4 separate regions of the Mus musculus genome follow, and regions 2, 3 and 4 are each linked to region 1. A link is a loop called in an ENCODE intact Hi-C map of the cell type or tissue named here. Cell type or tissue: left cerebral cortex. All regions are shown on one strand. Links, peaks and the distances in the headings refer to the core of each region. The heading gives the core; the rest is flanking DNA. Region 1 holds the start of Slc16a11 (solute carrier family 16 (monocarboxylic acid transporters), member 11). Region 2 holds the start of Asgr1 (asialoglycoprotein receptor 1). Region 3 holds the start of Ybx2 (Y box protein 2). Region 4 holds the start of Gm32946 (a long non-coding RNA gene).

Region 1 (7,587 bases), core at 1,417-6,416:
AAGTGTGGCTGAGGAAGAATTCAAGAAAGCTTGGGCTCTGTCCTCAGCCCTGTGAAACGAAACTAAATCCTGAAGGGGTGACAGGGTGACATACTGACATCTAGCCCAGTAAAGAATTCTCTCTACAGCAATTACTCAGTGCTCACATATTCTCAGGAAGTGATGAAGCCTTTGAGTGTAGAGAGCCATTCCAGACTTCCTGGCCAGCCGGACAGAAGTCTGCTCCAGGTAGTAAACAAGCCCATGTTTGGTGGATGGCCCGCCCTTAATCCCTGATTGGCTGAGCAAACCTGCCTGGTGAGGTGATGTGACCTGTGGTGATTGAGGTGATGTGACCTGTGGTGATTGGTGGGGGTGTGGTTGTGGCTGGAGTGGAGAAAAACACTTGTAACTAGAGATGCTGGGGGATTTTAAGAAAGTAGCTGCCTGAGTAAACTGCTTAAAGAAGAACTGGTGGTTGCGTCTTTCTTGCTGGCCAAGTGGGACGTGACATTTGAGCACCACAGAGATCACCTGTGTGCCTCCAGGTGACTTCCCCCTATGACTTCACAGGAACTTCACGAGCCCCTCCCCTTTCCAATAGGAAATGAGAGTGTATATCTCACCCAGGTAGCCACAGCTGCTCGGGTGTCAAGATGGCCATGGCCATGCCATCCCTGAAGGACATAGTTCCACAACAGTACAGCTGACCTGGAGCTATTTATTATATAGCTCAGGCTGGCCTTGAACCTGTGATCCCTCTGTCCCGCCACCGGAGTGTTAGGATTATAGATGTATATTACCACTCTATTAACATCTTGTATAAAAATGAATAAAACTTATTCTGAGCCCTCTCTTGGTTTTAGTTTTGGTCAGGATAAGGAAGTCAGCATTCTCACAAGCTTGGAAAACACAAGAAAAACAAAACCAGAAAAGTGGTAAAGACAAAAGTCTCTGTATCAAATAGTGGGGCTCTGGAGGAACAGAATAAATGTATGTATTTATACACATGTACATGTAACAAAAATTCTGTAGGTTGGAGACGAAGATCGGTTGGTAAAGTGCTTGCTTTGTATGCATGGGTCACAGGCCTCATCCCCAGCATGGCAAAAACAAGCTAAAATTGGTTGCACACCCCTGAGGGCATGGCAGAAACTGGTGCCACCATCAAAGACTTGAAAGATGCAGAGGTGGTGACTCCATTCAACCCTTCTATTTTGTGCAGAAAACAGATGGGTCAAGGAGAATGGCAGTTGAATGTCACAAACCTAATCTAACAGTGATTTCAATTATAATAGCTGTTAGGTATGCTGTCCTTATTTAAGCACATTAACACATCTCCTGGTACCTGATATGCAGCCATTGGCCTAGGAGATGCTTTCTTCTTAGCACAGGAACACAAGGACCACCAGAAACTGCTGCTTTTACCTAACAAGCCCAGTAATACACCTTTATCATTATACCTCAAAGGCAAATTGATTCTCCAGCCTTGTATCATAATTTAATTTGAAGTGAGCTTGATCACATTTTTTTCCTTCCATAAAATATCACATCAGTCTACTCCATGAACGACATTATGCTGATTGAACAAAGTTAGCAGGAAGTAGCATCACTTGAGCTCATTGGTAACAACACATACACCAATCAGAGGACAGGAAATAAACCCAACCAAAATTCAAGGGTCTTCTACCTTAGTGAAATTTTCAGTAGTTCAGTGGTGTGAGGCATGCAGAGATATTCCTTCTAAGGCGAAGGATAAATTTTTGTATTTGGCCCCTCCTACTACCAAGTAAGAAGTATAATGTTTAGTGGATCTATTTGGTTCCTGGAGACAGCACATTCCTCACTTGGGTGTGTTACACCAGCCCATACTGAGTGACTCAGAAAGCTGCTAGTTTTGTGTGGAATCTGGAACAGGAGAAGTCTCTTCAGCAGGTCCAGGCTGCTCTACCACTTGAACCATGAAATGCAGTAGACTTGATGGTACTTGAGGTATTGGTGGCAGATAGAGATGCTGTTCGGAGTCTCTGTCAGACTCCTGGGGGTGAATCACAGTGAAGGCATGGCTCTCCATCATCTGCAGACAGCCATTGGCCTGCTACTGGGCCTTAGTGGAAACTAAACATTTGGCACTTGATGACGGATTAACCAGATTACCATGCGACGTGAGCTGTCCATCATGAGCTGGGTGTCGTCTGACCCACCAAGCCATAAAGCTGGACATGCGCAGCTGCAATCCATTATGGAATGGAAATGGTATGGATGTGTTTGGGCTGGAGCAGGTCCTGAGGCACAACCAAGTGACATGAAGTTGCTCAAATGCCCCTCGATCCTACTCCTTTCACAATGCTTTCTGTCCCCGAGCACATACACACCTACAGCTTCATGGGGTGTGCCTTACGGTTTGCTGACTGAGGAAGACAAGACTAGACCCTTGTTTACAGATGCTCTGCAGGCTGAACACCACCTGAAAGTGGACAGCGGCCGCAGTCCAGTCTCTGTCTGGGACTCGGAGCCTTAAAGGGCATAGGTAAAGGGACACCTTCTTAGAAGACAGAAAGAGAGCCGGGCGTGGTGGCGCACGCCTTTAATCCCAGCACTTGGGAGGCAGAGGCAGGCGGATTTCTGAGTTCGAGGCCAGCCTGGTCTACAGAGTGAGTTCCAGGACAGCCAGGGCTACAGAAAAACCCTGTCTCGGAAAAACAAAACAAAACAAAACAAAAAAAAAAAAAAAAAAAAAAAGAAGACAGAAAGAACTTCTGACAGCTCACATGGTTGTACATTTAGCTTGGAAGGAGAAAAGGCCAGAGGTGGGATTACATGCTGATGCAAGGCGATTGATTACCTTTAACCCCAGCACCTGGGAGGCAGCATAAGTTCAAAGTCATCCTTAGCTACACAGTGAACTTGGGTCAGCCTGGGCTTCAGGAGCTACACAGTGAACTTGGGTCAGCCTGGGCTTCAGGAGCTACACAGTGAACTTGGGTCAGCCTGGGCTTCAGGAGCCTCATCCTTCCCACCCCCACCCCCCAAAAAAGAAAACTCCATTTAATGTTTCAAAAAGCATTCATACTTTATAACCCATGTGATTCTAAAAAAAAACTCACAGGATTGGTGTGGTTCCTTGACCTTGAGTTTACTAACTTGGTTTTGAGTCTGAAGTGGCCACTTGGCAAAGGGAGGCAGTGCTGTAGATAGAGCCTTGTCCAGTTGCCCTGGGCTACGGTGGTGCCCGTGAGGGCTGTTACGGATCCTATTCAGACACTGCTCTAAGTCTCTTACTTTCACATGCATACGCCATGACGAATTTAATCCTTACAACAACCCTATCAGGTAACTGTTATTATAACCATTTGAAAAACAAGGAAGCAGATCCTCGTTTGCACTCAGATAGCGAAGCGAGAGTCAAGCTTAGTAAGTCTTCTTGGGGTTCTAGGTAGGGGGTCCACTTTTCCAATGTTCATTAACTCCATGGACAACACACATTGGCTCTGGCTATGAGCATGAGGAAGACGAGGAACATGCCCTTTCACAACCAATCACCCTAGGCTCCGGATTTTGCATTCTGCCAAAGTACACAGCATTATTTGGTACAACCCAGAAATAGTCTCCTCTCTGGCTGTATTTCTATTTCATCACGGAGAGAGCCATTCCTTTGGGCTGGCCGGGTTCCACTTACAGAGAGCAGACTTCTTACTGGCCTTCTCAAGAAACCAGCCAGCTGTTCCCTGCCTCCTTGGTGGCTGAGTACCTGCAGGCGCCACCACTCCGGTGGCTTTCACAGACAGCTCCTGGCTGGTGAATGCAGTGAGGCCACTTTCCTAAGGTGTCTGTGGCAGGGCCTCACACCTTCATGGTCTTCTGTTCTAGGACATTTCAGCAGAAAAACCATTTATGTGAAAACCCAGAACTGAGAAAAGGGTAGACTTACTGAGGAGGGAGGACGCTGATTCCCTGGGGTGGGAGTGTGGGATGGGAAGGTAGCCTGGCTCTCCTTTAATGGTTGTGAGGCCTTCCCCAAACACAGTGATGTGCTTCTGAAAGTCTGTCTACTCTCTTTAGTCTTCCAGTTTCACGACTTCTCAGCTACGTTTCTTCCCTTTCTAGGCTGATACTTTCTCATCAATTAGGAAACACCGCCATCCCGTGGCTACGGGTTGATATAAGCTCCAACCTGCAAATCGCTGAAATTTCAATGGCATTGTTTAATGATTAAACCAAATGAATCAAATGGCGGAAGTAAAGCAATAGTGACTGCTAAAGAAGGTTGCTCGTTAAAATCTTCAAGAAAAACACCTGGGTTTATTTCTCTGAATTCTTCCTTAAAAAAAAAAAAATCTTGCCCAAGCCTTTCAGCTATTCCCAGCCACCCTCACACTGTGGCTCTGCATGAATTCTGTCCTTTCCACTACAGTTCACATCAATCTGTCTCTCCAAGCTCTTTCCCTCAACTGTCCCCAATCTCTGTGTCACTCCTAGGTCTGTTCTCCCTGTATCCTCCCACGATAGTATAAACCTAAGTTCAATTTTTTTTTTTTTTTTAGCTGAACGCTTTGGGGTGGGTTAGGGGTCAGCTATTACATTTGTAAAATGGGGATAGTGCCATCTTCATAGGGATATTGTAAGGATGAAATGGCCAAGTATGTAAAGACTGCCTGGAACATCACAGGTCTTGGTACCGAGAACTCGCCTTCCTTTCTAGTGAGGGCATGCTGGTGTTGTCCATTGGAGGCCAGTGATTTGAGTGATTTGATGTTGGAGCTTTACAGGATCCTCAACAACAAATCCGAGAATCCAAGAACTCATTTAGGTTTTGGAGACCACTGCTATTTTCATGCGTGGGCAGTTGGCCGGGCGAAGAGTGCAACCGGGCTCTTCTTGCGTGCGCAGCAGGTGCGTGGGTGTGAGCCCCGCGGCGTGAGAGGCGCGGGGAGAGGCGGGGCGCGGCCACCAGGTACGCTCACTCCTCGCGGTTCCCCAACCAGGGCTGGGGCTCGTGTGTGGATAATTCAATCCTCGTGGGACTCGGCGTCAGGCCTTAGCCAGGCCTGGGTGGATTGGCTGTCTCTCTTTCCCCCGCCCTCGGTATTCACCCCCACCCCCACCCCGTGTCCCAGGTGGCTTGGGCCCCTGTGGTGATCTCTGTTTACTGGAGAGAGCGGTCCAAGTTGGGCTCCATCTCTGTGCTGGCTAGCTGCTCCGCAGAACCCTTTCTGCGGAAAGCGCGGAGAAAATCCGGCCGAACCCACCTTCGCCCTTTCCCTACCCCCAACGCCGGGAGAGGTCGGGTAAGAGAAAGAGGGTTTGGGAAGGATGAGCCCCTGGCCTGGGGGATCCTGCTGCCCCTCCATCCCAGGACCTCACGCGCACCTAGGACTTCTATCCCTAGGCCTGGTTCCCGCGCCCATGCTCCGGGCGACGTGCCCTCCCTGGGCGAGCAGCCCGAGGCTGGATCTCAGGGACGTCAGCTCCCTAGCGGAGGCCCAGGCGTGGAGACTTCATTCACAGGTGTTTCCCCACCCCAGCAGACGGCGATGACCCCCAAGCCGGCCGGACCCCCGGACGGGGGCTGGGGCTGGGTGGTGGCGGCCGCAGCATTCGCCGTGAACGGGCTCTCCTACGGGCTCTTACGCTCCCTGGGCCTTGCCCTCCCCGACCTCGCGGAGCACTTTGAACGAAGCGCCCAGGACACTGCGTGGGTCAGCGCCCTGGCCTTGGCCGTGCAGCAGGCAGCCAGTGAGGGGGGCCCCCCGAGGTGGGAGGCGGGCACCGGGTGGAGAGGCCGTGGATGTAGTGATGGGAGACAGCAGACTTGATTACCAGACAACCTGAGAGTTACTGGTGGAACCAAATTCTAGAAGAGTGGGTCTTGAGGTCAATGGGAGGAGTTACCAGGCCAGGCAAAACAGCCAATGAGAAATGTTTCGGATAGTTTGGGGGTCCCGGGGCATGTCTTCGTTGACTCCGCCCCCTTCTAGGCCCAGTGGGCAGCGCCCTGAGCACTCGCTGGGGGGCACGCCCCGTGGTGATGGTTGGGGGAGTCCTAACCTCGCTTGGCTTGGTCTTCTCGGCTTTCGCCCGAAGCCTCCTGCACCTCTACCTCGGCCTGGGCCTCCTCGCTGGTAAGAAGAGTGGGGTGGCTGTATGTTTAAGGGGTGATAATGGGGACAGGAACTTCTTATAGGATAGGGGACTGTACAAGGCGGTGTGTGTGTGTGTGTCCGCGTGAGCGTGCAGAGGAGAAGAGGGGCTAAAGAATGTTTGCAAAGCCATGCCTGTACCCTCATCCTGTCCTATCCATTTGCAGGCTCTGGCTGGGCCCTGGTGTTTGCCCCAGCCCTGGGTACCCTCTCTCGGTACTTCTCCCGCCGTCGGGTCTTGGCGGTAGGGTTGGCGCTCACCGGTAATGGGGCATCCTCGCTGCTCCTGGCACCTGCCTTGCAGTTCCTCCTTGATACTTTCGGCTGGCGGGGTGCCTTGCTCCTCCTTGGCGCTGTCACCCTTCACCTCACACCCTGTGGCGCCTTGCTAAGACCTTTAGCTCTCTCTGGTGACCCGCTGGCCCCACCTCGCACCCCCCTAGCTGCCCTTGGCCTAGGTCTGTTCAAGCGCCGGGCCTTTTCAGTCTTTGCTTTGGGCACCGCCTTGATCGGGGGCGGATACTTCGTCCCCTACGTTCATTTGGGTCCGCATGCTTTAGATCAAGGCATGGGTGGTTATGGGGCAGCGTTAGTGGTGGCTGTCGCTGCAGTGGGAGATGCCTGTGCCCGATTGGCCAGCGGATGGCTGGCAGACCAGGGCTGGGTGCCCCTTCCGAGGCTTCTGGTGGTGTTTGGGTCTCTGACTGGGTTAGGGGTACTAGCAATGGGACTAGTGCCCACTGTGGGGACAGAGGAGGGTTGGGGGGCTCCTCTGCTGGCCGCTGCTGGGGCCTATGGGCTGAGCGCTGGGAGTTATGCCCCACTGGTTTTCGGTGTGCTCCCGGGGCTGGTGGGCATTGGAGGTGTGGTGCAGGCCACAGGGCTGGTGATGATGCTGATGAGCCTCGGGGGACTCCTGGGCCCTCCTCTGTCAGGTAAGGGCTGAGCTCGCGGATTCGCTCACGACTCTCTTCTGCCCCTGAGATGCCAAGCTTCTAAATTCCTTTCCCCTCTTCTCAGGCTTCCTAAGGGATAAGACAGGAGACTTCAGTGCCTCTTTCCTGGTGTGCAGCTCTTTCATCCTCTCTGGCAGTTTCATCTACATGGGGCTGCCCAGAGCCCTCCCCTCCTGCCGTCCAGCCTCACCTCCAGCAACCCCTCCACCAGAGAGAGGGGAGCTGCTCCCAGTTCCACAAGTCTCCCTGCTTTCCGCAGGGGGTACTGGCTCCATCCGGGATACCACTTGTTGATCATTTTCTTGGTTGACCTCCTTCCCTAATAAAGAATTTTTATCTTACCCTCTTGAGAGTTCCATTAGCCAAACCAGGACCTCAAAGCATCTCTACTTATTTCAATAAAACTAGTTGAAAGCAACAGGGTCCCAGCAGCCCCGGGGCGGTGAGGGATGATGTCTGCCCAGTTTTTATTTGTCCAAATCCTTGCCTTTTAAGAGGATCTTGGAGAAATT
Region 2 (7,587 bases), core at 911-5,910, 160 kb before region 1:
GAGGAACAGAGGAGTCTAAGCAGCAACCCACAGTAACTTGCCTGTCCTATGAGTGAGTCACTTTGGCAGTTGATTTTCCAGCCTTAGTCCAGTCTTTCAACAAACACAGCACTGACTGAGATCATGGTTGTGTCCTCAGGAGAGATTATTCTGAGTCAGAACCAATGGTCGAAGCCGCACTTTAACCTTTACAGTGGAGATGGTCTGTGTTTATTGTTTAAGTTGCTAAGTTGTGGGGTACTTACTTTGTGGTAAATGACTGGTACACATATCCAATGGGATATATATATACATATGTATATATACTATGTTATATGTTATATATTATACTTATACATAGTATATGTATAATATATATTATAAAATGTATCTCTCTAAATAGAAATCTATTGAAAAGGGATGAAAAACTACACACACACTCATTCATACATCCACAATCCACACTTAACATTTATTCAAGCATGTGTGTTAACATTAGTCCAGTACTGCTCTCTGATCCATGAGCTTAGGGCATGGCTCTCAGGTATGAACTGTATTTCAAAATGCCTTCTTCCAGGACAATATGCAAATAGAAAGATGCAAAAATCCTGAGTTTACAGCATTTTCCAGTTTTACAAGCTAGGGCTGAGGTCTCTCTAGCACTGAGAGAGCAAGAGGCTCGGTGCCCCCTGCTAGTCCCTACCTCTATGAGTAGAGCTACTATTCAGACTGGATCTGTATCTGTTTGCTTGCCAGAATAAACTAGATTGTAAGTGGCAAAATCAGAGAGTGTTAAATTAATGGCCCAATTTTCACCAAAATCGCTGGCAGCAAGCCCGGTTCATGTAAACATGCGGATTTTTAGGACACAGACAAGCAAGGACGCACAGAGTAGTTGGATTTATGTAAGCGGCACCTTCCTGAATAGCTCACAGGCTCTAGACGGCCACAGAGGCCACTCCTCACTGTGGAGCCTAACAGGAGGAGGATTATATGTTGAATATTGCTCTTGTCCCAAGCCTGAGTTCTGACAGGCCTCTCTGAAGCTCTCAGGACCATGAGGGGCCATGTTTAAGCCTCTCTGGGGATTTGGGGACCTGGTGCGTGGGACAGCTAAGGATCCCATTCTGAGTGAGGTGCTGGAGGCAGCACACAGGTCACTGAGTTGGGCTGCCCGGGTGTTAGTCTGTGCTCTTCTGTGTAGTATGGCTTTGAGAAGCCCTTGTCTTCCAGAGCCTCAGCTTTCTTGCCTGCAGAATGGGTTGTTCTCTGGGGATGAGAAAGGTTGAAGTCCTGGGGCATATGGTAGAATCAGTGATTTCTTGGCCCTGATCCTAGAGGGGAGCTGCTCCTCCTGTTACCACTGCGCTGCTTGGAGGACTACCATAGAGTGAGTCAGTCAGGTTAGGGCTGAGGAGCCTGGAGCTGAGACCCCAGGAATCTACAGCTTGCAATTATAACACTGAGGTCACAGGGCAGGATTGGGCAAGAGCGGGGAATCAGTTGGTGCCTCTGATCCTGGTCAGGGATATTTGGAGATACGGACAATTCTGGGAAATTCAGGACCGAAAGGGGGAGGGCTCTGAGGGCAAGCAGCAAACTGTTCCCTAGCCTTTTAAGGCCTGTCTCACCCACAAAAAGGTAACAAGTATTGAACATGCGGAAGTGCATGCGTAGATGTGTGTGCCTCTGTGTGTGTGTGTGTGTGTGTGTGTGTAGACTCCCCTTTTCTGAGAAATAGAATAGAGGTCACCCATGCCTTCTTTCCTCCCCTATACCTCCCCAGTTCCAAGTCTACTCCTACCTCTGTTTATGGTTCAAAGTCCCGGTGTTGGTGATGCCAGGTTCAGCGTGCTCGGACACACATGGGCCCTGGATGGACCCTGTCCCCTCCCCTCCCATTGCCCAGGGCTCTTCACCTGGTTCTTCAGGCTTCAGCCCCCTCCTTAGCCTGGGCTCTTCGTGGTGCTGAGGGACCTTCAGTAAGTACAGCAGGAGGAGAAGGGATGGGTGACAGCCAAGAGAGAGTGGCTGTATGGGTTCACATGCGCAGTGTGTGTGAATGGGAGAGGAGAGATTTTTCTTAGACAGAATGTAGCCTTGGTTAGTCTGGAATGCACTCTGTAGACCAGGCTGGCCTCGAACCTACAGAGATCCACCAGACTCTGCTTCCTGAATACTGGGATTAAAAGCATGTGTCATCATGTCCAGCTAGAGGATAGATTTTTGGATGTCAGGCTTGGGAGCAGATAGGGTTAGGGGAGACAGAAAGTATGTCCACCTAGTCAGATGTAAAAGGGAACTGGACTTCATCCAGCTCTGAGTCTGTTAGCCTCGGCCTCAGCTCTAAAGGCTCTAAATTTGGCTGTCCTAGGTCCGGATCCAGTGCCATCATGACAAAGGATTATCAAGATTTCCAGCACCTGGACAATGATAATGACCATCATCAACTCCGGAGAGGTGAGAGGTGCTCCCTTTCAGAGAGGCGAGGGGTTCTCCCCTCTGGAGGAGAACATCAGTGGCTCTGTCCCTCCGACTCAGCTCCTGTGTCCTGTGGAGATCCCTAGCTCTGTTCCATACACTCAGAAAACAGTGGCTGCATCACTCTTGCTGGGACATAGGGTACAGGGCATAGTGTTGGCATCCTCAGTGACAGATGTCCAAGCTTCCTCCCAATGTTACCCATTTCTCAAGACCCCAGGCAGAGGGTGGCTCCAAGGTGTGGGGCCTACTGAAGGTCGGGGGCATGAGCTTATTGTCAGCCCCGTCTGAAGTTAGGTCCCTTTCTTCTTCAGTTTCAACAGTGTGTATGTGGAGGTGGAGGTGGGGATGGGAGGTGATCAGGATCAGTTTGACTTAAGGGACCCTTGGAGAGGGGGCTGAGGGTCTCAGCACGGATGAAAGATGAAGCATCTGCTCTCCCTACTTTGTCCTCTGAGCAGGGACTGTCGTGTGCCTGTACAAACAAATACAGAGCTCTTGAGGTATCCCAGGTGGGCAGTGTGCTTTTATGCAGGAAGGAGCACAGGAGGGGAAACGGGGCGGGGGGGGGGGGGCAGGAGGGAAAGCCCGCAGGCCAACCGACAGGACTGAGTGTCATTTTCTCCCTTGGTGGGAGAGGCTCACCTTTTCTCCTTGCATGCAACCAAAGACGCACAGGATTCACGGAAAGAGGAGGAAACCCACCCTTCCCACACTTTGGTGGAGCAATGACTCCCCAGGCGTGGTTCATCGTCTGTAATGACAATATTATGCCACAGGGTGGCAGCAGAGGTCCAGGGCTTCGGGAATGCTAGGGCAGGTCAAAGCTTTGCACTTCTGATAACCCCCTTTCTTCCCTATCTTTAGGTCCTGCAGGGTTGTCCACGGCCCACATTTCTTAATCTATACGGCCCCTCTTAGTCTACTGGAGAGCTTAGTTTGCGCTCTTCCTAATACCTCGGGATTTAGGTTGGCCCAGGTAGTGAACTCTTGATACGCTCTCTTGCAGGGCCGCCTCCCACTCCACGGCTCTTGCAGCGACTCTGCTCTGGATCCCGCCTCCTCCTGCTCTCCTCGAGCCTCAGCATTCTGTTGCTGGTGGTTGTCTGTGTGATCACATCCCAAAGTGGGTGGCCAGGGCTGGGCAGAGAAAGGGGGCAACTTCGGGTGTGTGTGAGCAAGCGGTGGGTGCGGTGGTTGGTGGACACAGACAACTTATTTTTCTCTACCCACATCCTCTCTTGCTTAGATTCCCAACTCCGGGAAGATCTGCTGGCTCTAAGGCAGAATTTCAGCAACCTCACTGTGAGCACTGAGGACCAGGTCAAGGCCCTGAGCACCCAGGGTGAGGGGGACTGGGTCTGGGGCCTGGGTCTGGGTGAGGGGTGGTGGGGTTGTCAGGACTTTGAACAAGTTTATCCTCTAGGAAGTAGTGTGGGAAGAAAGATGAAGTTAGTGGAGTCGAAGCTGGAAAAACAGCAGAAGGATCTGACTGAAGGTGAGGATGGGGCGGGGGGGGGGGAGGGAAGGGGGAGGGGAGGGGAAGGGGAGGGTGAGGGGGGAAGGGAAGGAGGGGAGAGGGGGGAGGAAGAGGGAATGAGGGGCAAAGGGTAAGAGGTTAGGGGGAGAAAGAGGGAAGGGAGAGGGTGAGGGTGAGAGAGAGAGAGGAGGGGGAGGTCAGGTGGGGGGAGGGGTCTGACATGGGGCCAAATCTCGCAGCCTAGATCAAAGTTTTGGCTAGGGAGCCTGTGATGATTGGTTGTTCTCCAGTGTTCACACTCACCTCATTTCTTCCTTCTTCCTCCCCTCTTCTCTCTGCCTCCTCCTGTCCTCTGCCACTCCCCCCCATCCCCATCCCCCCGGCCCCCAGATCACTCCAGTTTGCTACTGCACGTGAAGCAGTTAGTGTCTGACGTGCGAAGCTTGAGCTGCCAGATGGCTGCATTTCGGGGCAATGGTGAGGGATGGGGGTACTAGTCCCACTTTCTTGAGCACCCCACCCTGGCAGCAGCTCAGCCCTTCACCCTGCATTCCCTCACCTCAGGCTCTGAAAGGACCTGCTGCCCCATCAACTGGGTGGAGTATGAAGGCAGCTGCTACTGGTTCTCCAGCTCTGTGAGGCCTTGGACTGAAGCTGACAAGTACTGCCAGCTGGAAAATGCCCATCTGGTGGTGGTGACCTCCAGGGATGAGCAGGTGAGGCCACGCTGAGCTGGGTTCTTCTGGGATGCTAGATGGTGGAAAGGAGAGGTCACTAAGTCTGCTTCTTTCCTCAGAACTTCCTCCAGCGCCACATGGGCCCCTTAAACACTTGGATTGGCCTAACTGACCAGAACGGGCCCTGGAAATGGGTGGATGGAACAGACTACGAGACAGGCTTCCAGTGAGTGTGGGTCTGCGGGCAGGGTAGCTGGTGTCATCCTGGGCCGGGGGTCTCAAGGCTGGCGACATGACTGAGAGTCTGATCTCCCGGGGCTCACAGCCATCTTCTGTCTCTAGGAATTGGAGACCAGAGCAGCCAGATAACTGGTACGGACATGGGCTTGGAGGAGGCGAGGACTGTGCCCACTTCACGACGGATGGCCGCTGGAATGACGACGTCTGCAGGAGGCCCTACCGCTGGGTCTGTGAGACAAAGTTGGATAAGGCTAATTAGGAACCTTCCTTCCCCTCATTTATATCCTTAATTCCTTGAGCTGCTGAGGTTTAGAACTGGTAGAGCCTACCTAAGGGTCTCCCCATCTCCAGGAACTCTCATGTAGGATTTTTAAAGGACCGGTAAAGAATGGTGTTTGAGAAATGGTGTATGATGCCTGGTGGTGGTAGGGGTGCGTATTGAAACCCAGCGCGCAGTTCTCTTCTGTCAGCTTGTTTTTTTTAGAGTAAAAGGAAGAGAAATAAAAGTTCATGAGCTGTCTGGTCATTGGGATTAGGAAGCAGGTGTGGGTTGGCTCATGTTAGGAAGGCTTCGGGTCAGCAGCCGAGCTGTGAAAACAGAATGAACTTTGGGTAGCACAGCCTGCTGGCAGCCTGGCTTCGCCGTGGACAGATACAGCAACGTGAGCTAGTTATTCTGTCCTAAAGTCTCAGTTGGAAGATGGGAGGATTTTTGACCTCTGTCTGCTGGGGGCAGGACCAACCACCAGGGAACTGCAGCCCCCCTGTGCTGAGTGCATCAGAGACTTGGAATGGAACACACTGGCCTGCGACACTCATCACAACGAACAGAAACTGCTTTGTACACTGAATAAACGCAGTGAATACCCAGCTCAGGATCACAGACACATGAATGCAAAGTTATATTAGTATAACCAAGGGTGGGAATGAGGGCAATTACAGATAACTTATAGACATGAATTACTAACAAAACAGGGCAAAATGTTTGCTCATAAATAACATGAAAATACAATATATAGTCATATGTATATATACATGTATATATATAAATGACATAATATGTATATATTTTTACAAATACACTGCAGGAAAATAATATTTTTCCTCTACAGAAGAGATTGGCAAATCTGACATCTAAAATTAGAAACAAGCACTAGGCCAGACTTGGATGAAATAGTTGAAGCATTTATAACAAGTAATTAATATCAGGACTATGAAAAACTATGAAGTCTCAAGAGGAAAACTCAACATGGAAATGTGAAAAGACACGGTCAAAAACATTTGTCACTTCAGGTTGAGGGAACTATTCCCCCTGTCCACAGGCAGCCAGCGGTCTCCAGCGGTCTCCCTTCCTCTTGCCTGCCTGATGGGGCTGCCGTGGGCTTGTGCTGGTGACGCTGCCCATTGGGGCCTCTTGACAAGGAGATTGTCTTCAGTATATGATACAAATCACTTACTTTGAAGTAATAGTTGCTGTATGTGGATCATTTTGATGATATTTAAATGGGCTAGAGAAACAGCTAATCAGTTAAGAAAGTGTATTGCTCTTCCAGAGGTCCCAAGTTGGGTTCCTGGCACCTACAACAGGCAGCCCTCAATAGCTTGTAGCTCCAGATGGGGGGGGGTCTGACACCCCTGAAGGCACCCCTGAATGCATGACCTACACTCGTGCAGACATATCCATGCTCACAGACCAAAAAGAAGAAAATCTTTTTTTTTTCTAAAAAAAAAAAAAACAATTTAAAGAACTTATGTGAAAGATGCAAACTGAAAGATAACCATACAGTCTGAGCCCATCTACATAACCACAGAAGAGAAAGAAAAGAAAAAAGAAAACCCTTAAATAGTAACTAATGGAAAATTCCATGGCGGCAGCGTGCGGATGCTTCATCATTTATCACGGGATGATCTTGTCTGATAAATTCATTGCAAGCTGTAAATGCATGTTGTATGTGTGTGCTTGCATGTTGTCATGTGTGGAGACCATAGGTTGATATTGAGTGTCTTTCTCCATTACTCTCTACCTTATATCTTTTGAGGCAGGGCCCCTCACTGAATCTGGCTAGACTGGCTGGCCGGCAAGTCCCAGGGATCCCCCAGTCTCTGCCTCCCTTTGCTGGGATTATTGTCAGATAATGCTGTGCTCAGGTTATTATTAATATTTTTCATTGGTTCTGACCCTTCTGTGGCAAGCCTTTTGCTGACTCGGCCATCTCTCCGGCTGGCACATGCATTTACGATACATCTAATCTACTGACCATTAGAAGTTACTCTCCGCAGGTGATAGAGGTCATTGTTGTCTCTCTTGATAGTGTGGCTGACTGTGTGCTGTGACTCTGTCACCGTCTGGTGACAACAATAGAGAAGCAAACTGGAGCAGGGATCCTGTGGCATAGTAGTGCTTGCCCAGGAAAAGATCTAAACTCAAAATCCAAAGAATGGATTGGCCTCATGCATGCTGTGTCTCCACCACTGTGATGTAGAAAAAAAAAAAAAAAAGGTAAGTCAAACCTTCTTACATCAGGGGCACTTCTGCAGCTGATGATAACGGCCAGTGTGGCCATTCTGCTCCATAAGGCATTCTCATCAGACAGCCCGTATGGAAGCCCTAATCCTCCCCAGACACTGCCTTAGTCCTGTTTACTATCTGAAATCAACTGTGCTTTGGAATGTAAAGTTGACAGGAGTAAAGAGTAGCTTAGATTTGGGGCGGGGCAGGCTGAGGAGGGC
Region 3 (7,587 bases), core at 1,260-6,259, 280 kb before region 1:
AGCACCTCTAACAGCCTTGGTTTTGGCCTTCTAGTATGGTGTGGAATGAATTTCTATTATGTATTACTATAGTTAGAAATATGGGGCACAGGTCCCAAGAAAGAGGAAGTTAAGTAGGGGCATCAGATGTAACAGATGGGAGGAAGTGGAGGTGGGTAGAGAAAGGGGAAGGCCTTGGCAGACTGCTCACAGTTCCAGGGAAGGCAGCTAAGAAGTGAGTGGGACGGAGGGAGGGAGTGGAAGAGGAAATGACAGAGGTCAAGGTATGTGCCAATCCAGCCCCTGAGACAGGAGATTGCAGCCATTGAAAGAGAGGAAAGAGAGCCTGGGAGGGTAGGTCGAGCATGCCTTTATCCCCAGAATTTGGGAGGCAGGGTTAGAAGGAGCTCCACCAGATGAAGACTAGCGTGAGTCCTGGATACTGAGTCCCAGGCCAAGAAGAAGAGCTACATAGCAAGATGCCATCTTAGCTGTTCTTCTCCCACCAGGGGAGAAGGATGAGAGGGAAAACCATTTAGGCAACAAAAGGCAGGTTGGAAAGGAAGGTCGCTGGAAGTTTGTGCTATGAGGGCACGGAAGTGACGCCAGCTTCTTCTTCTTCTTCTTTTTTTTTTTCTTTTTTGGTTTTTTGAGACAGGGTTTCTCTGTGTAGCCCTGGCTGTCCTGGAACTCACTCTGTAGACCAGGCTGGCCTGGAACTCAGAAATCCGCCTGCCTCTGCCTCCCGAGTGCTGGGATTAAAGGTGTGCTCAACCAATGCCCGGCCCAACTTCTTAATCACTGAAATATTTTAAATAAATGCCACCAAGCTTCCCCTGTGCTTTGCTAAGCCTTGGCATCCAGAGGAGAGTGTTCTAAACGTGAGGCTCTGAGGAACGACCAGGAGTGGGTGTTTGTGGTCAGGTGCTGGGAACCTAATTCAGTGAGAGGGGGAGAGAGGGGGACTTTAGCTTGTCTCGGCGTCTTTTGGAGATGGGGAGGACTCGGGATGAAAGACACAGGTTTGAGAGCCATCAGAAAGTGGGTGCTTGGAGCCAGTAAGCTGGCTTGTCAGGTCAGGGCATTTACTGCAAAGCTGACCACCTGAGTCTTTCCCACAGGACCCACGAGGTGGAAGGAACGAGCTGATTCCTGAAAGTCACCATCTGATCTCTGCATGTACTCTGGCATGTGTTCCTCCAGGAAGCGAGTGTAATTTAGAAAAAGAACTGCAGCAAGGGCATGGTGGAGCATGGGAGGCTGAGGCAGGTAGATCTCTGTGAGTTCAAAGCCGGCAAGGTCTTAGTCCAGGGTAGCCAGGGCTCTGTTACACAGAGACAGCCTGCCTCAAAAGACCAAGAATAAAATAAAATAAAATAAAATAAAATAAAATTGCATTTTGCCTGCCAAGTATGCAAGTGCATTACCTGCTTGCAGGGCCTGAGGACATCAATAGAGGGCGACAGATCCCCTGGGACCTGAGTTAGATGCTTATGGGCTACCATGTGGATGCTGCAAACCAAATCCATGGGATTTTGTTGTTGTTGTTGTTGTCGTTTTGTTTTAACAAGAGCAGCAAGCACTCTTAAACACTGAGCCATCTCTTCAGTCTCTAATAAATGTGATTTTGGGGGGGGTGGGGGGGTGGGCAGGGTCTTTCCGTATAACCCTGGTTTTCCTAGAACTCACTATGTATACCAGCCTGGCCTCAAACTCCCAGAAATCCATTTGCTTGTGCCTTTTGAATGCTGGGCTTGAAGGTGTGTGCCACTAAGCCTAGCCAATAAATATGAAGAAAGTCATCAGCAGAGCCAGAGACTAAATACGACGACAAACAAGAGATGGGAGAGCACAGCTAGGCCTGACGACACTAGAGATGTGAGACTGGGGGAGAACAAGCTGAATGGGCAGGGAGCTTGGGTTGTGGAAGGGGTAAGTGTTGGGAAAGTCTAGGAACTCACTCAGTACCTGAGGCAGGAAGGTCAAGAGGTCAAGTTCTACCTAGATTTCAGAAAGAGTTAAAGGCCAACTTGAGCAGCTTAATGAGACTCAGTCTTCAGAAGAAAAAAAAAATATAAAAAATGGGCAGGAAAGTTCGGGTATATAGCTCAGTGGGACAGTTAGCCAGGAAGAAAAAAAGTCATCCACAAATATCTTAGGTGGAAAAAAAAAAGAGCCTCTGCTTCATAGTAGCACATATCTTTAATCTAGGCACTCAAGAAACAGAAGCAGGTGGTTCAAGGCCAGCCTGGTCTCCAGAGAGAGATCTTATCTCAAAACAACCAAACTGAAAAACCAGTTAAACAGTTTGAGAGGCTGGGTTATAGCTCAACGGTAGAGTGTTTGTCTAACATGTGCAAAGCCCAGCGCCACAACCCATTTTTTAAAAAGATTTATTTATTTATTTAATATATGTGAGGAATCACTGTGTTCAGACACACCAGAAGAGGGCATCGGCTCCCATTACAGATGGTTGTGAGCCATCACATGTGGTTGCTGGGAATTAAACTCAGGGCCTTTGAAAGAGCAGTCAGTTCTCTTAACCACTAAGCTATCTCTTCAGCCCACCACAACTCATTTTTATTTTATTAAAAATAGTTGCCGGGCATGGTGGCGCATGCCTTTAATCCCAGCACTTGGTAGGCAAAGGCAGGCGGATTTCTGAGTTCTGGCCTCGAACTCAGAAATCCGCCTGCCTCTGCTTCCCAAGGGCTGGAATTAAAGGCGCGCGCACCACTGCCCGGCAGACTTATTTATTATTATACATAAGTACACTGTAGCTGTCTTCAGACACACCAGAAGAGGGCGTCAGATCTCATTATGGGTGGTTTTATGGGTGGTTGTGAGCCACCATGTGGTTGCTGGGATATGAACTCAGGACCTTTGGAAGAGCAGTCAGTGCTCCTACCCACTGAGCCATCTCACCAGCCCCCAGTTTCTTAATCTTAATACAAAAAGGGCTCACCTCCGCTTGTGGGCTTCCTCTCGTTCTCCCACTCATTATTCAGCCCACATCTGAACTCCTCCGTACCTTTGACACCTTTCTGAGTCTTCTGTTACAGCAGTGAGATTGCTTTCCTCAACTAGGATCTCTCTCTTTTCGGGGTCAGGGTTAGAGTTAGAAGCTTTAACAGTATAAGGAAGCGGTCATTTCTGCGCACCTACTGCCTCCCTGGAGACTTGGTTCTTTTCTTGTCTCTTCTCTTTTTGTATTCACTCTGCCTGATGCCCTAAAAATTCCAATCCTCAGCTCTTAAAGGACCAGAGGGGTGCGGTGGGCAAGTTTGCTGTTGAAATTATGACTAGGTGGACCCCAGGAGAGGCCAGCAGAGGGCGCGCTGGGACAGGGAGAGAGATCATACGGGGCTATCCGCGTAGCGGGCACCGCCAGAGCTCACTTGGGGAGCGCGGACAAACTCAGCGGCTCACTCGTGCTACTCCCAGTGGGATAAATATGATCTCTGTTTAGTGTCGCCCATGTCCTCTCATGTGAAGGAGGCGGCCCTCGGAAAGAGTGACTTAGAGCCGTCTGCAGATTGGGAACCAACACTTATTCTGATCGGTGATGCGTTGTTCCAGGTGCTGAGACAAAAGAGTTACTGCTGTGGCGTTTACTGCCTAATGTGTGTTCAGAACATTAAAGGAAATAAAGGGTCAAAACCATTTCATATTTTTTAAAAAGTCACGATAAGATAGGTTAGTTGATACTTGAAGAGACACTCCTCCCACCCCCGGCCACGAGACGCAAAGATAGCAAGTTTTAAGCAAACAGCTTATACAAAGCTGGTCCTGCAATCCTGAACCTAAGAAAATCTGAAGTACTTGATGGGAGACACCAGAACTGCGGCAAGAGGGTCAGGAGGCCAGAGAAGGCTTAAAAGGACTTTCCTGGAGCAAAAATAACGAACTTTAGTTTGTTTAACACATGAGCTCTACCTGGCCTCAACTAGTGAATCTTCCTTCCTTGGCTTTCAGAGTGCTGGAATTACAGGTGCTATCTACCATACATAACCTATAAAGAAGGTATCTTAGGGTGTTGGCTACATGTATGGATATTTTATTAAAACTAAGAAAAGAGCTGCGCTTTGTTCTAAATCTGTAAATGTTGCTTTGTTTCTTTTTTTCTCATTTCTTGAGACATTGCCTCTCAGTGTAGCCCAAACTGTCCTGGAACTCACTATATGATCCAAGCTGACTTCGAACTCAGTAAGGCTGCACTGGGGAGGCGAAAGCAAGAGGATCAGGAGCTCAAGGCCAGGCTGTGCTACACAGACCTTGTTTCAAAACATAAAAACGAGAGGTTTCTGCTTGTGACAGCCACTGTGCCTGCCCTGGAGTGTGCGTGGACGTTCTGTGTGGGAAGGTACCCAGGGCGGTAGTGGGTGGAGAGTTCGGGCACCGACCGTCTGAAGAGTGGAGGTCAGCGGGCCCCCCTCACTGCAGAACCGCGGCTGCCGGCCGCTACCCCCACCCGGGTCGTCAGGGGCAACCTTGGAGGCTCGCCCCGGCCCCGCCTTGCGCACAGAAACCAGGTGGCCGTTGAGGCGCCACCAGCCGGTTTGATTTCCCGCGGCCGGTGGAAAGGGGCGGAGGGGGAGGGGAAATGAGCCATTAGCCAATGGGCTGGGCCGAGGGCATCACGTGGCGGCGGGGAGGTGGGGCTCAGGTGTACTTACGGAGTTGCGGGAGGGGGCCGCAGCTTTAGAGCGGAGTCCGGGAGGCGGGGCTGGCGTGCGGGCCTGGGGGGCTGCGCGGCTACGATTGGCCGGCGGCCGGGAGGCGGGACCTGAGCGCGCCGCTTCAGCCGACTGCGATTGGCCTCGGCTCAGGGCCCGCGGCAGGCGTGCGGGCGAGGCTCGGGGCGCGAGGACCGAGCCGGGTGGCCGGTCCGCGAGCCGGGGGGAGGGGCCGGGGTGGTGGTGGTGGCAGCGGCGGAGGAGGCGGTGGCGGCGGGGGCCGGTACTGGACCCGGCGGGATGAGCGAGGCGGAGGCGTCAGTGGTGGCGACAGCGGCCCCCGCGGCGACGGTGCCCGCGACGGCGGCGGGGGTGGTAGCGGTGGTGGTACCGGTGCCCGCGGGAGAGCCGCAGAAAGCAGGCGGCGGGGCGGGCGGCGGGGGCGGAGCCGCCTCTGGCCCCGCTGCTGGGACCCCCTCAGCGCCCGGCCCTCGCACCCCTGGCAACCAGGCGACGGCGGCCTCGGGGACTCCCGCGCCCCCGGCCCGGAGTCAGGCGGACAAGCCGGTGCTGGGTGAGGGGGGGGCACGCGCTAGGGCGGCTCTCAGGGTCGGCGGGCTGGGGGAGGGGCAGCGGGGTCTGGAAAGCCGAAGGTAGGCCTGGCCCGAAGGACTAATCATAACTAGTCCCGGAGCTGCCGAATAAACTATTAGTGGATTCCGCTGGAGGGAAATCTTGCCGCACCTTCATGAGCCGGAGGGCGGGGCAGGCAGGTTCAGCTAAGGCTTTGGGTAGGAAAATAAAAACCTCCGGGTCTGGCCACACCCCTGTTTGCGGGATACTTGGTGTAGTTGACTCCGGTTCTTGTTAGGTAAACCTCTGAGCTTGGGAGGCAGGTGGATGGGGTCTCTTAAATTTAGGAGGGCTAGAACGGCTGTTGAGTTTTGACCCTGAGGGTGGACCAGGTGAGTACCCGGTTCTAGGTGAAAGACCTGAACTCCGTAGGATGTGAGGAACGTGGGTTTGAGAGCCTGAAACCCCCCTGTGTGTTTTTCCACTTAGAAAGAGGGTTAAGAGTACTTTGACACTTCCAGCGAAGTCTGGTTGACTCGCAGCTTATTAGGGAGGCAGGTTAGGTTTTAGCTTAGTTTTCTCTCAAAACTCAGCCCAACTCCCGTCTCTTCCCCCATCTTACTATCCCCACTGCATCTCTGCCTGGCAGCAATCCAAGTCCTGGGCACAGTCAAATGGTTCAACGTCCGGAATGGTTACGGATTCATCAACAGGTATCCGAGGAACCCAGGGAGGGGGAGGAACGGGTGTCTTTTTCCGAACTGACCTGTGGGATTGGACACCTTATTTCATCTCTACCCCTGCCAAGGCACATGGTTGTGATGTCCAGCTGAGGCTAGTTGAAAGTCTTTAACCACAACACAAATGTATGCTTACTGGCAAGGAGAGGCTGCACCCACATCTTCAAGGGCAGCAGAGGCTTAATGATCCAGGAACTTGGCAAACCTGCCCCTGACCTTCCCAGCTCTTCTGTCTCACCTTCTGGAGTTGCTGCATTATTTTTAGCATGCTGTGTGCCTTTGGGGTAGAATGTTTGGGGCTCCTGGTTGGAGTCCTCACTGATTTCCTGGTTTAGGGCAACACTACTGGCACCCTCACAACTTCTATCCCTTAAAGAGCTGTGGCTCATTTGAACCACGCACCACCCACCCCTAAAGGATAGAACTGAAGCTGGTGTGTGCGGAGCAAGAGAGCGCCTGCCCAGGCTGAGAAGGCTTTGCTTCAGCTGCAGCCCCACCCCTTCCAAGCTCTGGGAAAGGCTGGAGCAGATTCTGACCTAGTAGAGCCAGCACCCCCCCCACACACCCCACCCCCCGCCCCCTACTCTGGCCTTCCCCTGCTCAGGCACCCTGCCCAGCCAAGCCCTCCTGGGAGCCTCAGTTCCCTCTTTACAGGCTGACCTTTGTGCAGATCCAAGTTCTTTAAAACTAGAACATTTGTTCTAGGGATGGCAGCTTCCTGCAAGGAGTCCTCCTCTCCCCTGTCCTGGGACTAAACCAGAGTCATAGGCAAGGTGGTGACAGAGACTGAGAGTATGTCCTTTCGCCCTTGTTCAGCTTGTGTGGAGAGCTTGTGGTTCTCTAGGCTAAGGGCGGCTAAGGCTTTGTGTCTGGTTGCAGAATGCTCCTAATGTCGTGTTCTCTTCTCACAGTTGTATACCCCTGTCCCTGTCCCTGCTTTCTCCCTCCTTGAACATAGAAGGAAGGAGCCTGTGGAATTTTCCAACCCCAACAGGGGTTGGAGGGAGAAGGGGACATTGGCCAGGGACGGTTGGACCTGGCACCAGCAGGTTCTGAGGTGCCTCTGGGGTAGAAGGTGACGCTGTCCTGGCTCCTTCAAGGTGCCTTTACCACCACCTCCTACCTTTTCTTAGGAAGTCCACGCCCCTCACTGTGGATTTACAGTGGGCCTCTCTTTGTACCAGCTTTTAGAGCCCTGGTGGCTTGCTGTTCTTGCTCCCAGGGTCCCATCATGCCCCCAGGAACTGGGGTAGTGGAGAGGCTGGGCCCATCTTGGGGATGGGCAGCTAGGGAGGCCTCGGTGGAACTGAGTGCCTTGCCCATCACCCCCTTAACAACCCATCCTGTTCTGCAGGAATGACACCAAGGAGGATGTCTTTGTTCACCAGGTAAGAGCTAGGCTGCCTTTCTGAGGGGAGGCTTCTCCCTCTCTGGAAGCCTTTGCCATAACCCTAGCTGCACACAATGTATTTCTCTGGCTCCTCACAGTAGCCTGCCTATAGCTGGCTTCCCAGCTGCCTCAGGTGCCTGTATGAACCACCATTAACCCAACTTTCATTGAGTTGCTAAACAGCTGTCAGAGGTGTGTGTGCTGCCCTCAGGGCATGGCATGCCCACCA
Region 4 (7,587 bases), core at 1,754-6,753, 140 kb before region 1:
ACCCTTACTGTGACCTTTCTGGGTAGACCAGATGGCTAGGATTTTATAGATGAGCAAACTGAACCTTGAAGAGATGGACTTGAACAAGGCTGTACCGTGGCAGGGACCACATGGGAGCGTTTCTTACCCTCTGCTCTGATGACAGCGTCTGAGAGGGGAAGTGAAATATGTTTTCCTGTTGCACACAGGATTGGACTCTCCTGCTTGGACAACTGTACAATTGTACAATTGAGTTTATATTTCTTTTTGATATCAAAGGTAATAGTTTTAGTGATTATTAACTCAGATAAGCAGGAAGCTCATTGCCCCAGTTCTTGGAAGACTGTAGAGATTTACATAGCTTAAAAAGGTCAGACCTGCCTCCAGATGCCCAGGAGAGAGAGATCTGGACGATCAGATCAGGTTGACAGTGGCTCCATTTTCTACTGTAAACAGGACCTGTTGGATGCGCGCGGCTGATCCTGGCATGCTGCTCTGCAGTCTCTGAAGTGTCTCAAGCTTAATGGAAAAAAGAATGGATATCTATCCCTCATTCCCTGTGGAGCTCTGTTCCCCAAGCACCAGATGCCTGGACTGTGGGAATGTCAACACTTAAAAGTTTCATGCAGTGTACATGAAACACCAGGTACCTGTGTCGTCTATGGTTGAACCTGTGCTTCCCTTTGCAGCTAAGGGAACAGCTTGTGTACAACCATAGGCAACAGACCTTCAGTAAGTGAATTTCCTCTTTTCTTTAAAATGGATGTCATCATTTGGTCCTTCAGAGCTTCGGTAAGGCCCAACAAAGGTAATAGCACAGGGTGTGTTCTTTCTCTCTCTCTCTCTCTCTTTCTTTCTTTCTTTCTTTCTTTCTTTCTTTCTTTCTTCCTTTCCCTTCCTTCCTTCCTTCCTTCCTTCCTTCCTTCCTTCCTTCCTTCCTTTCTCTCTCTCTCTCTCCCTTCCTTCCTTCCTCCCTCCCTCCCTCCCTCCCTTTTTTCTTTCTTTCTCTCTCTCTTTCTCTCTCTTTCTTTCTCCCTCTTTCTTTCTTTCTTTCTTTCTTTCTTTCTTTCTTTCTTTCTTTCTTTCTTTCTTTTTCTCTATCTTTTAAATTGACATAAAAGTTGTGCAGGTTTGTGGGGTGCTATGTAAATCAAGATACACGTATACATTGTGACTTTTAGGTGTTTTGATCAATGTGGATTGCTTAGAGTGTCTTATAGTCCTCGTAAATACCCTCGGCCAGTCGTGTCCTGCCATACCTACCCTTGGGCTCCTGAGGTAGAATTCATGTCCCTGATCATCTATGGTTCTCCAGTCCATTTTCTAAGTATCTACTTGGGCAACAGGCACATCCTGCCTGGCCTGTTCATGAGCCAGTCCAGATTTTAGCAAGGCCCAGGAGCCTATAGGCTGAATGTGCTCCTGAAAATCCTACACTGATGCTCTCTCTCCCTTCTTCTATTTTTTTTTTTTGTTGTTGTTTATTTGTTTTTTGAGACAGGGTTTCTCGTATAACCCGGGCTGTTCTGGAACTCACTCTGTAGAGCAGGATGGCCTCAAACTCAGAAATCCACCTCTCTCTGCCTCTGAAGTACTGGGATTAAAGGCGTGTGCCACCACTGCCCGGCTGATGCTCTCCCTTCACTATGATGGAATGGTGGGATTCAATGTTGGTGTCTTTGATTAGATTTAGATGAAGTCATGAGCGACTGGTCCCCATGATGGGATTGGGGCCTATGAGAAACTGTAAGAACACATACATCCACTCTTTCTGACCACCGTTGGATGTGATGTGGCCACCTGCAAGAGGGTTGCTGTTTGCAAACTAGAAAGAGCACCCTCACCAGATGCCGGACCTCCTGCTGAACTTCTTATTTTGACAGCTGACCTTCCCATATTTTGGAATTATAAGAAAGGAACGTTTGTCATTGAAAGCATTCATCTTAGAACTGAGATTAGTGTTACTATTTCAGTCATGATGTATTTCCCTTGAACCACTTAATTTTGAGGAATTCTCTTTTTTTTAAAAAATATTTTTTAAACTTATGTGAATACATGTGTGTCTCTGTGTGGATGTGCGCAGTTAGTGTAGATTTCCCCAAGCCAGAAGAGGATTCGATAGGACTGGACTCACAGCGGTTGTAAGTTCTTACCCCGAACTCCCACCTGGCTACTGGGAGCCTGGTCCTCTCCAAGAGCAGCAAGCACTCCTACCTGTCCTACCTGCTGAGCCTTCTCTCCAGTCCTGGACATGTCCTAATGACAACACATCTCCAAAAGATGGGGCTGGTCATGATGGCACATGCCTATCATTCTAGCCCTGGAGGCTGAGGCTGAGGCTGAGGCTGAGGCTGAGGCTGAGGCTGAGGCTGAGGCTGTGGCTGAGGTAGGACTGAGGAGTTCTAGACAACCTGGGCCATACAGGGATACCTTGCCCAAACAAAGAAACAAATGAACAAAAGCAAAACAAAATAAACCCCACAGGGTTTCTCTGTCCTGACTGGCTTCAAACTCACAACATCTACCTGCCTCTGGCTCACTAGTGCTGGGATTAAAGGCATGCATTACAAAACCTGGCTGGGATTTTGATTTCTTTGTTGAAGTTGTTGCTTGTCTAGAGAAGTGTGTTTAGTCATCAGCTCTGTACACGGGCCTATGAGGCAGGACAGCCTCAGACCAGCTTTTGTCAGAATAAGGACCTTTTGCCAGGTTACCTGCTGACTTCATCTAGGGAGGATATTAAATGTCAGTTTGGCTACACACACACACACACACACACACACACACACACACACACACACACACAAGCTTAATTTCCTGAAACCCAGCACCGCGTTTTATCTTTAAAAGCTAAGAACAAAAGCTATTGCTAGCAGGAGTTACAGGCAGGCTTGGTGGGTGAGATAGACCCCCACCTCCACCCTCTAGGGCGGATGGGATGCTGGAATCCGGTGGAAGCATGGATCACATTTAGCCAGACTCCCAGTCCAGGGACCACTGGGTTTACAGCAGGCTCCTGTAGCCTCCCAGACACCTCACTCCCACTCCCAATCCCCTTCGTGCCTGCCAGGCTGCGGCTGCAGACGAACTTTCACTACACTTTACTGGGCTTTGCAGGCAGGCAAGGAGCAGGATGAAAAGACTGAATGATTTTGGTGCTGGGATCCTTCCTCTCCATCCGCAGCAATGGACCCCATCTCCCCACAAAGGACAGGAGCGCAGTCTCAGCTGGTGGTTCTCAAATATGCTCTTTGGCCAATCAGAGCACCGCAAAGTCTGTTGCAGGCTGCGTCAAAAACATGCATGCCAGAAGCTTCATCTTCTACTAGGTTGAAGAGATGCTTGTAGCAGACTTGAGTGTTGAGGATCCACAGAGGCAGTTGGTTAAAGGAGCTGGCTGAGAAGATACACCTGGGGTGAGACGCTGAGAGAAACTACTGCAGGAGATTCTACTACCCACTCAGTGCGTGGCAGTGATGCCCGGGGAGTGGGATTTTGTTCTGCGTGGGAAGACCCCACCCCGGAGCAGAGCTCTGGGTAGGTGCTCTTGTTTACCTCCAACCCTGCAGTTCTCACTCAACGGCAAGAAAGGATGTGAACTGTTAGAGATAGGTAAGACCCAAGACGGCCGGCCTTTGGCCAGTGAACTTAGAACACAGTCGTCCTGGCTCTGGATCTGGTTCAGCATATCTGGATTGGAACCAGAAAACTGGTATCTTCTGAGGCCACGCCTCCTTGACCTCACCGCAAGCAGTTTTCCCTGGTCACTCTAAGAGTGACCACTATTGAAAGGAGCTGGGGGTGGGGTGTGTGTGTGTGTGTGTAAGTGGTCAACTTAGTCTTAGGAGTTTAATTATGGATTTTTAAAAAGAAGCTGTAAGAACTAACGGTCTAACATTTCACTTTAGTATTTAGGAAAGAGGCATAAATAGTATTGCGAAATGTTGCTTAAGGGCACCTGAAACTGGAGCTGTACCACACGGTGGCGCTGCTATCCTGAGTGTAGGCTGGGCCACTTCCTAATCTCCATGTGGCTAACAGTCTCCCCGCCGCTGGTATTCCTGACTTATTACTTACTAAGACCTATTTTCCATCTTGGCTGTCCCGGACCCAGACCTGCCGTGCTCCTGGGCCACGATCCCCAACTCTTACGTGATGGTTATGCTCTTTCTTCTGCACCTCTTAGGCCTTGTCTTTGCTCCTTTCCCAGAGTGATGGCTCTCTCCCTCCTCCCTCGGTCCCTTGCCTGGGAATTCTAAAGTCCTCCTTCTGTCTCCCTGCCCAGCCAGTGGCCACCGGCAACTTTATTTACCAATCAAAACCAATTGGGGGCAGGGTCCCTCACTATCTTATGTGCAGATTCCCATGTAATTTTGGGCACCCAATAAACACAATACAAGAGTTAGACCAAATCCACAACACTACCCAGCTGCAAACCTGTGACCCACAACAGTTGGCACATGGGTGAGATATATATAAAAATGCAATAAGTGGCATTTGCATGTTGGTGGAGTTGACATTCACTCGACAGAGGGCAACCATGCCTCGTACTGGAACTAGCTTCCCGGAACTAGCAAGGTCATAGAGCTGAGAAGAGAACGTATTACTACCACCATTGTTTTTATTTTTCAGAGACTACTTTTAATATGGGTTCTTAAACACTTTATCCTCCCTTCTAGGCTACCGCCCAGCAGAGGCAGTGGGAAAGAGAGGTTATTAGGATACGGGGAAGTCAACCTGTTTAGAAAATCAACAGTCCAGTTCACAGGTCAACATCGGCAGCTAGATACACTCGAAAACACTTCACAGATATACAGTCAGTCAGTTCAGGAGTGTTGGAATAGCAAACACAAATCAGCAGCTGTGGCATGACCTAGCAGATATAGCCAGGCCTCCGCTGACTCAGCATGAGTCAGCAGGGACACCAGGAGTTCTTTGCTGTGTCTCTCTCAACAAAGTGAAGATCTGTGAAGATACTACAAGCATTGCAAAGCTAGCTGTGCAAGCCCCCATCACTCTCCGTCGAGTCCTATTTATACTCTCTCCAAACATCATGTGTCCTCCATGGATCTTGCCTCATCACATGTCTTGCCTCAGCATGTGAGTCTGTCTTAACAAAACTCCACGTGAGTCTGGACCGGCTGACATCACTCTGCCAATCGACCCGAGTCCGGGGAAGTGGCAAGAAGCCGCCAGCACACCACCAGAGGTTTTTGGTGTGTTTCTCTCTATGGATTCATGGCAAGCAGAGCTCATCATTGCCATGTAAGGTGAACCAATACATGCCTGTCATTAGTGAAGCATCCTTCATCACGCATCCTTTCATGTGCAAAGGATGAAAAACATCCTTTCCCCTGTGTCTGCTTCAGAAAAACAGTCCTTCATGTGTTTGCCTCAGCAAAACAACAACCAACACAACTGACTTTCCAAAGAAACTGTAAGTTTCCACTTCATACCACTTTGCTAGACAAGCATAACTTCTTCCATCATTCTAAATCTTATCCTGTAGGTATCACACCTGTCAAAGGAGCCTCTCCTGGCAGCGAATGGAGACCACCACAGAAGACCACAACTGGACACAATGCAGAGACCAATAGATTGTAGGAGGCCCAGCCATGATGGAATATATCTACATCACAGCTCCTGCACCTATCTATGGCTTAGGGAACATTGTGGAAAAGGGGGCAAAGGGTTGTAAGATGCAGGATACAGAAAGTGAAACAGTCTTTTGTAGGCATGGCTGTGTAAACAAGGCCAGAGCAATGATGATATTGATGGATAGGTTAACATGGAAGGGGGAAGTTTTCATGGAGGCCCACCCCTAGACGACCTACAGGAAACTAATGACTGCTGGGAGAGAGACAATTGGCTTCTCTTAGGGATGAGCCTTTTATTGTTTGTCTAGTTCAGAGTGATCAACCTTGAGCCATATATACACCACCAAAACAAATGGACTCAGCAGGTTGTATTAAAATACATTTGTGCATACACATATACATATATGGCAATAATAAAGGAAAACAGGTTATACATTATCAACTTCAGAGGGGGGGAGGTGCATGGAAGGGCTAGAGGAAGGTGCTGGAGGCAGGAAAGAAAGTGATACGATTCTATTTCAGTTTAAAAAATACATTTAGCTGGGGCTGGAGAGATGGCTCACTGGTTAAGAGCACTGACTGCTCTGCCAACAGTTCTGAGTTCAAATCCCAGCAACCACATGGTGGCTCACAACCATCTATAATAAGATCTGATGCCCTCTTCTGGTGTGTCTGAAGATAGCTACAGTGTACTTACATATAATAAATAAATAAATAAATCTTAAAAAAAATACATTTAGCCCGGCTTGGTGGCGTATACCTTTAATCCCAGCATTCAGGAGGCAGAGGCAATTGGATCTTTAAGTTTCAGGCCAACCTGATCTACAGAGCAAGTTCCAGGACATCTAAGGCTTCACACAGAATCCTTGTCTTAGAAAAAAAATATTTTTAAAACCTGATTATGAACCATGGCTGGAGAGATGGCTTAGTGGTTAGGTGCACTGGTTGCTCTTCTAGAGGACTCAGGTTCAATTTTGTCTCTTTGCTTCCTGACTGGATGCAGCCAGCTGCTTTAGACTCCTGCCACCAGTTCCCTTCCACTGATCCCCGCTCAGAAACCAGCACCCCCCCCCCCCCCCCCCCCGCCAAGCTTGCAGCTCTCTTTGGGACAGAGTTGGTAGGAAAGCACTCTCTACTGTGGCCTTGTGAGCCTGTTGGCCTCATTCCAACAGCAGCACAGTTTGCCGGTTCCATGCCCTGTCCCACATAGACTAGGCCAGACTGAATGACAGGGAGTGGAAATTCTCAGCAGCCCCTGCAAACCTATAAAGGTAGGAAAGTTCCTGTTTCTTGGGAGCTGAAGGCCCATCTCTTCTCCTGAGACTTTCCTCATGCTACACTTGGCAGCTCTCCCTAATCCAGCTCTCAGGATTTGAAGGGAAGGCTCTCTGTCGCTCTGTCTCTGTCTCTGTCTGTCTCTGTCTGTCTGTCTCTCTCTCTCTCTGTAGGCCTGGTCATGTCCCACCTTCAGTGACCAGGGAGCACTCTCTTACTACAGTGCCCTCTGAGGGGTAATTCTGTGTGACTTCTCTACTGAACCCTCCCTTCTGATGGCATTTTATTCATAACAACCCCCTGCCACAGTAGACTCTGCCTTTAAACTAGGAGCCTGAATAACCCCTTCCCTCCTTAAGTTCTTCTGTCAATTTTTTTTTCCTTTGAGACAGGGTTTCTCTGTGTAGTCCTGGCTGTCCTGAACTTGCTCTGTAGACCAAGCTGGCCTTGAACTTAGAGATTTCCCTCATTCTTCTGAGATTAAAGGTGTGCACCACCACAGCCTGGCATTTTGGTTTTTTAGATATAATCTTACTCTGTAACTTAAGCTGGTTTGAAAATCAGGCTGACCTTGAACTTGGAACAATTTTTCCTGTCTCAGGCCCACAATTGCTAGGATCATAGGCAAGCGCCACTATTACCAATTGGAAATATTTCGGAATAAAGCAGCTGCCACGAGTCAAAGAACAAGTCTAGCTCCTTCTTCCTTGTCGTAGACTAGATGTGGGGAGAGCAA

What was found. Hi-C counts contacts between places; a loop is a spot of excess contacts. Peaks named below come from ENCODE experiments on the same cell type or tissue, not always from the same donor. Only the 100,000 strongest peaks of a DNase experiment are listed, where the experiment ranks them.
Region 2: a loop joins it to region 1, with 4 times the contacts of the local background. A loop is called at or near these places in 26 of 42 quality-filtered maps.
Region 3: a loop joins it to region 1, with 9 times the contacts of the local background. A loop is called at or near these places in 14 of 42 quality-filtered maps.
Region 4: a loop joins it to region 1, with 5 times the contacts of the local background. A loop is called at or near these places in 16 of 42 quality-filtered maps.

What each region holds. Positions count from the first base shown.
Region 1 is chr11:70,208,998-70,216,584 of GRCm38, forward strand. It overlaps Slc16a11 (solute carrier family 16 (monocarboxylic acid transporters), member 11), which reads left to right and starts at 4,913. Exons shown (of 5, transcript NM_153081.3): 1 at 4,913-5,267; 2 at 5,505-5,715; 3 at 5,958-6,101; 4 at 6,287-7,054; 5 at 7,140-7,417. The coding sequence starts at 5,514. The coding sequence ends at 7,369. In left cerebral cortex, for the core only: a CTCF peak has its summit at 4,139 (motif pointing left); DNase peaks (open chromatin) are centred at 1,835, 3,709, 4,118, 4,908 and 2 more places; H3K4me3 peaks cover 1,654 bases; H3K27ac peaks cover 1,500 bases.
Region 2 is chr11:70,052,528-70,060,114 of GRCm38, forward strand. It overlaps Asgr1 (asialoglycoprotein receptor 1), which reads left to right and starts at 1,828. Exons shown (of 9, transcript NM_009714.3): 1 at 1,828-1,961; 2 at 2,354-2,439; 3 at 3,470-3,586; 4 at 3,710-3,805; 5 at 3,887-3,958; 6 at 4,331-4,417; 7 at 4,505-4,656; 8 at 4,737-4,843; 9 at 4,960-5,368. The coding sequence starts at 2,373. The coding sequence ends at 5,116. In left cerebral cortex, for the core only: a CTCF peak has its summit at 3,227 (motif pointing right); DNase peaks (open chromatin) are centred at 3,243 and 3,536.
Region 3 is chr11:69,931,020-69,938,606 of GRCm38, forward strand. It overlaps Ybx2 (Y box protein 2), which reads left to right and starts at 4,880. Exons shown (of 9, transcript NM_016875.3): 1 at 4,880-5,229; 2 at 5,878-5,941; 3 at 7,323-7,356. The coding sequence starts at 4,956. In left cerebral cortex, for the core only: CTCF peaks have their summits at 1,434 and 3,303 (motif pointing right); DNase peaks (open chromatin) are centred at 3,320 and 4,662; H3K4me3 peaks cover 1,299 bases.
Region 4 is chr11:70,070,890-70,078,476 of GRCm38, forward strand. Gm32946 (a long non-coding RNA gene) reads left to right here and starts at 6,782. Exons shown (of 4, transcript XR_879978.1): 1 at 6,782-6,847. In left cerebral cortex, for the core only: CTCF peaks have their summits at 3,961 (motif pointing right) and 6,282 (motif pointing left); a DNase peak (open chromatin) is centred at 3,976.